2 separate regions of the Homo sapiens genome follow, and region 2 is linked to region 1. Evidence: read pairs that join two places in POLR2A ChIA-PET (ENCODE). Cell type or tissue: PC-9. All regions are shown on one strand. Links, peaks and the distances in the headings refer to the core of each region. The heading gives the core; the rest is flanking DNA.

The links. Peaks named below come from ENCODE experiments on the same cell type or tissue, not always from the same donor. Only the 100,000 strongest peaks of a DNase experiment are listed, where the experiment ranks them.
Region 2: POLR2A ChIA-PET joins it to region 1 with 10 read pairs; 1 of 35 experiments calls an interaction of 5 or more read pairs at or near these places.

Annotation. Positions count from the first base shown.
Region 1 is chrX:68,290,275-68,294,666 of GRCh38, reverse strand. All of the region lies in intron 3 of OPHN1 (oligophrenin 1), which reads left to right. Among named protein-coding and RNA genes, the nearest start is that of OPHN1, 140 kb to the left of the region's middle. In PC-9, for the core only: no CTCF peak of the experiment used is centred there; a DNase peak (open chromatin) is centred at 2,016.
Region 2 is chrX:68,693,154-68,697,545 of GRCh38, reverse strand. The region is part of intron 2 of STARD8 (StAR related lipid transfer domain containing 8); the gene reads right to left. Among named protein-coding and RNA genes, the nearest start is that of STARD8, 48 kb to the right of the region's middle. RefSeq lists a silencer at 3,794-3,983. In PC-9, for the core only: no CTCF peak of the experiment used is centred there; no DNase peak of the experiment used is centred there; H3K4me3 peaks cover 1,116 bases.

The DNA of each region.
Region 1 (4,392 bases), core at 263-4,262:
GATTCATTCAATAACATTTTATTGAGCATCTGCTATAAAGCTTGTCCTCATGGACTTCCCAATCATACAAGTTTTGGCATAGGCAAATGACTTGCAATGTCACCATAGCACCATGAGCTAGAAAGAGGCCTGTTTGCCACATAGGCTTAAGAGAATATGCTTACTTTTTTTTTTTTTTTTTTTTTTTTTTTTTGTGATAGAGTCTCACTCTTGTCACCCAGGCTGGAGTGCAGTGGCGTGATCTCGACTCACTGCAACCTCCGCCTCCCGGGTTCAAGAGATTCTCCTGCCTCGGCCTCCCGAGTAGCTGGGATTACAGGCATGCGTAAATACATGCCCGGCTATTTTTTGTAGTTTTAGTAGAGACTGGGTTTCACCATGTTGGCCCGGCTGGTCTTGAACTCCTGACCTCAGGTAATCCGCCTACCCTGGCCTCCCAAAGTGCTGGGATTACAGGCGTGAACCACTGCACCCGGCCAGGTTACTCTTTTCTCAGGATCCCTTATATGTATTTTTGTTCATTAGTAAATAGGTAGCGTGTCCACTAAATGACATAAACAAGGGATTCAGAGACATAGAACACATCTTCCTGCCTTCAAGGAGCTCATAGTCTATTAAAGGAGGTGGATAACTAAATAGGCAATGGTAACACAATGTGATAAGGACTATGGTAGAGGTAAGCACATGGTAGCCCCTAATTCAGACTGGTGTGTATATGTATTGGGGGACGGGATGATGCGGAGAATAAACATGGAAGCCTTCTCAGAGAAGTGATATCTGAGTCAGTTCCAGGGTTAAGGTGAAACAAGGCAGGTGGCTAGGGCTCAGATTTAAGGAGGCACTTACTCTCAGGGTTGTGCAAGTACAGGCTGGCACTTGAGAGTGAATATACCTCCTTAAAGTTTACAGCCTGGGTACCTGGGAATTATTTGGTGAGGATCTTCAGAGGGCCTCGTATTTTAACTTCAAATTTCAATCTTGTCATCAGCAGAGCATGGCATCCATTAGGTGAACCCTGATAGCATAGTTCTTTTATTCTGTGCATCTACCTTGCTACATCTTTTCCAGAAAATGTCACCCATGGGGTTTTAGTGGGTTGTTTGTTTATGCCTGGGGGAATAAAAGTCATGTTCTAAATCTCAGACTGTAAATCACATTTCCACCCCAGTTATGCTAACATATTTAAAGAAACACCTTTGTGGACCAAGAAGATTGATTTAAGGTCAGACTTCTAGATGGAAAGTTCCATCAGCCACCCATTACTGGTTTCTGAGACATGAGGGTTTAACATTGTCAGTCCCCTGATCCTGATTTTTGTTTAATGTGAATATTATTCATTGCTAAACAACTCACAGCAGATCATAAACCTCTTGGTTGAGATAAAGAAGGGACTAAGAAATAGTCTCTTGAGGGCTTTTGTTGGTATTTTTTTCTACAAAACCAGTTGAAGTATCTTTTGAGAAGTGGTGGCAAATGTCAGTTGTTTTAGAGTCCTGGAGGTCAGGCATCTTAAAAGAGGAATGGCTAAAATGAAAAAAGAAGCACTAATGTAAAAGATTGTATTTAAGTAAAGAGCCAGGAGTTGAATTCTGAAGGTTCAGTGATTTTCATGAGATTGGTGGGGGGAAAATCTTTTGGTTATACATCTTGAAGCTCTTAAGCTCATATGTCAGTTGGTGACATTGTTCACAATATTGATTATCTTTCATATAGGGGCATGCATGAACCAAATATTTTGCCAGACTTTCTTAGCACAGGCAATAGCTTTTCTGGGGAAAGTTCTAGCCCAATGCACCTTCTGCTGTGGTGATAAGCCCTTAGAGGTTTATATCAAGTTATTGGGCTTGAGTGCATAGGGCTTCTTCTCAGATCCTGAGGAAAAGAGAAAATACAAGGTAATCAGAAGTCTCTATTGGGATCTGGGCCGTCAGGTTTTAGTTCTCCATGACTCGAAGTCATATGAGAAGGTGATAATTGGGCTGGGTACGGTGCCTCATGCCTGTAATCTCAGCACTTTGGAAGGCAAATGTGAGTGACTCACTTGAGCCTAGGAGCTGATTCTAAATGCTTTCAGGGAAGCATCAGATTAAAACATAAAAACCTATGTGTAGATGAGAAAGGACTTAAAATGGCAGTGGCCAACTTATTACTGATCATTTTCAAAAGTGGAAGACTTGATGAAATTTTATTACCAGAAGAATAATGCAACTGAAAAATACATGGGATTTATGTGGCATATAAAACAAAAGAAATATCAATCCATAAAAAGATTTTACAAAAAATCTATAATCATAATAACACTATTTTCAAGGAAGAGTGAATATTATATTTATAAAAATTGGTAAACAACCTTTATGAAGAAAAAAGTCTTCAGACATAACATAATAATTCTGACATAATATACCATGAACATAGCAAGCTTATAGTTAGAATATACCAAGAATATATCAATAATATCAAGTAAAGCTGGGCTCAGCGATGCATACCTGTAATCCCAGGTACTCAGGAGGCTGAGGTGGGAGGATTGATTGAACAACCCCCAGCCACCCAAAAGAATATCAAGTAAAGAGATTGAGAAATCTTAATAAAACATACTGTGGAAAGCAAGAACATTGATCGTTCTCTAAGAACTTCCTGTATAGCATTCAATTTCTGAAATATGTACATTGGTAACGTTTAGCCCATTTAAGCTAGGGAAGTCTGAACATCTCTTTTGATTTCATGGTGCTTCCTGTGCAACTCAGACGATAAAACAAAAAGCACCAAAACTATGCACTGGACAATTAAGGAAGTTATTGCCATAGGGAGAACCTTTATTAATGAGGAACATCTCAAAGAAATGGAAGAAAATTGGGGTATTGTAGAGGCAGGTAAACAAGGGAGTCACCTGCAAGTCTTATGGGAGGCATGAAGAAGAATGGAGATTGATGCTATATATGAGGTGCAAAGTCTATATATAGACTTTGCAGTCTAACCATTTTTCAGAACACAGAAGGATGTGGGATGTCTTAACACTGGCTGCTTTCTTGGAGCCCTGGTCTCAGTTCCACACTCAGTGGTCCGGGATTCACAAAGCAGGGCACAACCCAGTGTCCTTTCAAAGCTCCCAGGCCCTCTGAGGTTCCACTGGGGAATTTGAGTGAAGAAGATGGCACTCATGCAGAGTGAGGAGACTGCTGAACATGAGCCCCCTATTCTCATAGGCTTTTTGTACCTTTTTGCCCATTTCCCTTCTGACTGATCTGGAGACTGACTGCTGGTTAAGTGCCAGCCAGGGTCAAGTAAGTGGTACAAAATGATCCCAAGACGTTCCTATTTGTTGAGAGATCTAGCAAAGTGAATGTCATTTTCTCAGGAGCATCATTTGGCAGGCCCAGGCTTCAGGCCTGTCTGCCATTTACTCTTTCTCCCTCATTAAGGTCTCTTGGACTCCAGTAATCTTTCACTCTGAGCTCTCTTCTCTATCCTGTTCCTGCCACCATATTGTATCCATAGCAATGACCCTTATATCTTGGCTCACTTTTCTTCATGGGGATATGGTAGGATTTAGAAACATGGTCTTGGATTTGGCTGGACCTGAGTTCAGACTCTGACCTGTTTATTTACTGACTACATGATCTTAGGCAGTTTTCATTAAAAAAAGTAATAATTGAGTTTATTGGTATCTTTGCATTATAATATAAACATGCTTTATTATAAAAATATGGAAATGAACAAAAAGATTATTATTAGCTTCCGTATACTGAGTACCTACTGTGTGCCTACTGCTTTGTGTACACTATCTAATTCTCAGAGCAATTTTAAGGAGGTGAATGAGGCTAATGGAGGTTAAGAAACTTGCCCAGGATCACATAGCTAATAAGTAGCTTAAGTGGGATTTTTTTTTTTTTTAATCAGGGTTTGGCTCTGTCACCTAGGCTGGAGTGCAGTGGCAGGACTGTGGCTCACTGCAGCCTTGACCTCCCAGGCTCATTTGATTTTCCCATCTCAGCCTCCTGAGCAGCCAGAAAGCACACCTCACCTGGCTAATTTTTGTCGCTTTTTTTTCCCTTTCTTTCTTTTTTTTTTGAGATGGAGTCTTGCTCTGTCACCCAGGCTGGAGTGCAGAGGCACGATCTCAGTTCACTGCAACCTCTACCTCCCAGGTTCAAGCAATTCTCCTGCCTCAGCCTCCTGGGTAGGTGGGATTACAGGTGCTCACCACCACCCCTGGCTAATTTTTGTATTTTTGGTAGAGATGGGGTTTCACCATGTTGGCCAGGCTTGTCTCAAACTCCTGATCTCAAGTGATCCACCTGCCTCGGCCTCCCAAAGTGTTGGGATTGCAGGTGTGAGCCACAGCACCTGGCCCTAATTTTTGTAGCTTTTTTCGTAGAGTTGAATTTCATCATG
Region 2 (4,392 bases), core at 168-4,167, 400 kb before region 1:
CAGAATTCTCCCAGACCTGCGTACCCCAAACTCCTGGGTGCCCTGGACTGGGGAAGCAAGTGTGAGAGTGAGAACTGTCATTTACTGCTAGAGAAACAAAGGCAGGAAGTCTCCGCAAGAAGCCTCCATGGGTCAGCCTCCAGATCTGGAGCCCTAGAGGCGGCTAACATCTGGGCTGGGACCTTTCCTGGGCCTCTCTTCCAAGGTTCAGCTCAAATGCCACTGCCTCTGTCCGTCACCTTCCCCTCAGTCAAAAGCAATCACTCCCTGGAATGGATTTCCCAGGGCAGAATGGACGTCCAGGGCAAATAAGTCCTTCTCAACAATTGGAAATATGAACACTTACCGGTTATTTGATAATATTAAGAAACTATTTTAGGTGTGATAATGGTTGTTTTTATGAATCCTTATCTTTTAGAAATACGTATTGAAATATGTATAGATGAACTGATAAGGTTTCTGGGATTTGTTTCAAAATAACAAGGGCATGATGTAGATAAGAGTATGGACAGGGCAGGATTGGCCATGGGCAAATGGCTGTTGAAACTGGGTGATGGGTACATGGGGTCTTAGTACACTAATTATCTCTATTTTTATATATGTTTGAAATTATTCACAATAATTTTTTTGAAGTCCTCACCAAGGTATTATTATTTAATACATAAATAATTAGTGGCATGTATTATTTATGCCACTAACCCCCAAACTAGATGGTACATTCCCTGGAACTGGGGGTTTTTACTCTGTGTCCTCCACAAGACCTAGCACCAAGCCTAAACTTAATGACTAATAATTTATACAGCACATGGTAGTTTACAAAGCACTTAGCTATGGATCCCCTAGTTTAATCCAGTGAAGTGGAAAAAATGAGGAGAAACCCAGAGTCGGAGAATTTGAGGGGGGCGGCAGAGCCTGGAGTTAAAGCTCCCCATGTTCAACTCCCAATCCCCTGTTCTTTGCTCCACACCACCCTGAACTCCTAGGGAACTTAACATTCAGTTCTAAAATTCCTGTGTGTGGTCGAGGTAAACAGGAACAGCAACTGTTTAGCATGCAAGTTACCAACCTGCAGGGCTGGGGAAAAGGAAACTCCACCCACAAACACAGCACTTCAGACTTGTGACAAGGGCCCAGGCTGTGGCCTCCAGTCCACTGATTCCTATCTACCAGGACCCTTCCCGAATGCATGCCCATGCACACGTGCGCACACACAAACCAAGACCCCTTAATAAACACCTGACACCAGCAACTGTGTGCCCAACCCAGTGCCCAACTACCCTGTTGTGGGGTGGGGAAGAATGTAAAACTCACCTAGATCTCCGGGAGCTCACACTTCCCACCCTAAAGCCCTTGTATCTTTGAAATCTGCTGTCCCTATTTTATCTGCTGAACAGCTTTCCCAAGGCCCAGGGCCATGACACCTGATCCTAACCAAACTGGGAGCCTAAGGCAAAAGGTCCTTCTCTTCTTTTCAAGGCAGAGGCAACCCTTTCTTCTAGCCAGAAAAGAGGTGAGGGCACAGCCTGCACGTGATAAACCTGCCATCTGTTGAACCTGAACTTTCCATGGCTCAAATAAGGAGCTCCAGGAGTCTCCTAGCAGCAAAGCAGCTGCAGCTGTGACAGCTTCCCAATTGGAGACTCCATCCCCTCCTTCCTTTGGGACCTTCTTGCCTTTGTGTCCCTGTTGCTATCCTCTAAACCTAGACACAGGGGTCTTCTGCTCCCTCTCCAATCTGTAGTCCCAATAATGGAATTTTAAAACTTTAAGAGGACAGAGAGGGACAACATTCGAGTCTTCTTGGTGCCACTTTCTTTGCTTCTCTGCTGGAACTCAGGAGGTATTGTGTTTGAATAAGGAAGGCTCTGCCATCCTCCCCACATGACTCACTGCAAGCCCTGTCTCAAGCAAGCACACAGCGCACACAGCCCCTTTGCTTTGCACACCTTCAGTTCAGCCCTTCTTGCTCTAAACACCTCCAGATATCATCTGTAGGCAGCTTCTCCTCTCTAGGTGGGGGAGGGGAGCTGTAGATGCACAGAGAGGTTTAGCATAATTCTCCAAAAACAGGAGAGGCAGTGTCCAGTGTGGTGTTTCCTAGCACTAAATATAGAGGTCTAGGGAGCAGAAATCCAAAATCCAAAGTCCAACACATTAACAAAAGGCCACGTCCCTAAAATGAAAACCAGCCCAGAATGTCCAGCTAGATGGCAGCTGTACCTTTAGAGTGAAAGAGTTTCACTACCGACCCCTATGCCCTTACAGCAAAACACCACCCTTCCCATCACACTCTTCCCACTGCGAAAGCCACCCAGAAATCACCTGCAGCCTTCTTCTCCATGCCTTTGGGCTGCCCACCTTCCCATCGCATCCGCAGACAAGATTTGTCCCCCTTTCATTCCAGGAGGATGAAAATGAGAGGAAAACTCAGAGGGCAATAATACAGGTGTGGGGGGCGGGGGGGCGGCAAACCCTAGAGTGGGGAGGGAGCAGGTCGCACAGGAGGAGTCAGGGTTTGAAAATAGCCCTGGGTGTGATTCATTAACCCCTCCTCCCCGCTTAGGCTCTGACTGGGAGAGAAGCCAGGCCCTGGGACTTGGGGGTAAGCATAGGCTCCAAGCCAGCCCAATCTCTGAGGCCCCCAACCTCTGGGGCCCCAGGCTCTGGAAGAAAACTCCCACCTCTCCCTACCTTGGTCTGGCTGCTGTCGCCCACCCCTCCACGCACACTCTAGTTTTCCAGCTGGCTTAGCTGCATAATCACCACAAAGCTCTCCGTGTGCATAGCTGCTGCCACCCCGAGCGTCTCAGAGACAACCTTTTACCTGCCAGTTAGGAGCCTGACCCCAGGTACCAAGTAAACAAATGTCAGGGTGAAAGAGACCGGGCCCTTTAGATACTGAAATCAAGCTGCCACCTGAGGTGTGGCTGAAAACACTATGGCCCACACAGTAGTATGACTCGCCTAAGGTCACATGGACTGGCTGAACCCCAGTTTCCTGAGTCGTAATTCAGCGCGCAACTTTCACAAGTGTCAGGAGGAACGTGGAGAGAACCCCACACTACCTAATTTGGAAATTCCAAAAACTTCCACTAAAAGCCTTTCCTCTAATCCAAACCCATTTTGGACTTTATGGGAAAATGAGGCCTATGAAGATGAGACGTGTCCAAACGTTTTCGCTTGGTCCCCGCAGCTATCTTAATACCAAGAAGTCCTGGGCATTTCTCAGGAGAGAAAGCAATGAGGCAGTGGCCGACGGGAAAACCCATACAGCCGGACGGGGGCTTCCTGGAAATGCCCTCGAAAGCAGAGAAAGGAGAGGGCAGGAGATCTGGCGCGACCCGGCAACAGAGCCTGAAGCTCTGCCGCCCCCGGCCAGCTGCAACGCCCCTCCAAAGCCCCAGAGCGACGGCTGCGAGACCCACGGGCCCGGCGGTAACAGGCGGACAGCTGCCTTCCACCGCCCCACTCGCGAGGCTTCGCTGGAAGACGCGCGGCTGGCGCGCTCGGGGGTCCCCCAATTTCGGCGATTCTGACCCCCCAATCCCAGGGGCGGGGGTGGCTCGGCTCGCTTCCTCCCTGTCTCTTGCGTACGCCGCCCGGCGGAACCGCTAGGAGAAGGGCCGAGCCGGAGCGCGCCAGAGAGGCAAAGCGGGGAGAGGGAGCCCCAGGCGCCCCCGTTTGTCTGGATCTCCCCCTGCCGTCGCCCAGACTCCTACCTGGAGGCCGCGTCCACCCCTTTGGGTTCGGGCGCTGACACAGAGCGAGCGGGCAGGAGGCGAGCCCAGGAGGGACTGCTCCGTCCGGGACACACGCGGGGCCTGGGGTCGGGCAGGGGTGACGGTGCCAGCCAGAAGAGCAGCTGCCGCGGCTGCTTAGCCGTTGTCAACCCGAGTCCACTCAGCTCAAGTGGGGAGGGAGCGTCGGCGAGTAGGGCTGTAGGGACGCCCCGCCCACCTCCCCTCGGCCAATGGGGGCGCAGTCTGGCCCACCGGACTCGCCAGAAAGTCACCCAAATCTGGGTGGGCGGGGCACTGCCTGCAGGTCCTCCAAGGCCCTCGCCGCTGCCTTTCCCTCCGGTCACACCGCTGCCAGGGAGGAGGTGCAAGCCCAAAGACTGAGGCTCAAGCAGTGACTTGGCCAGGCACACAGGCTAATATTTATTGAGTTCTGAATGAGTCCGGCACTGTTTGGGGGATTTAAACACATATGCTATGTGCCCGGGAGGGTTCAGTGACTTGCTCGGATAATTTATGGGATGTCCAGAAGACACAACTTCAGTGAAATCTCCAATTGGTAGGGGAAAACCAGATAATTAGGAATTTGAGCAGGAAGCTGCCATCCCTACGTTGCTCAGGCCCCAGTGGCTCTGCAACTTCCCCAATACCCCAG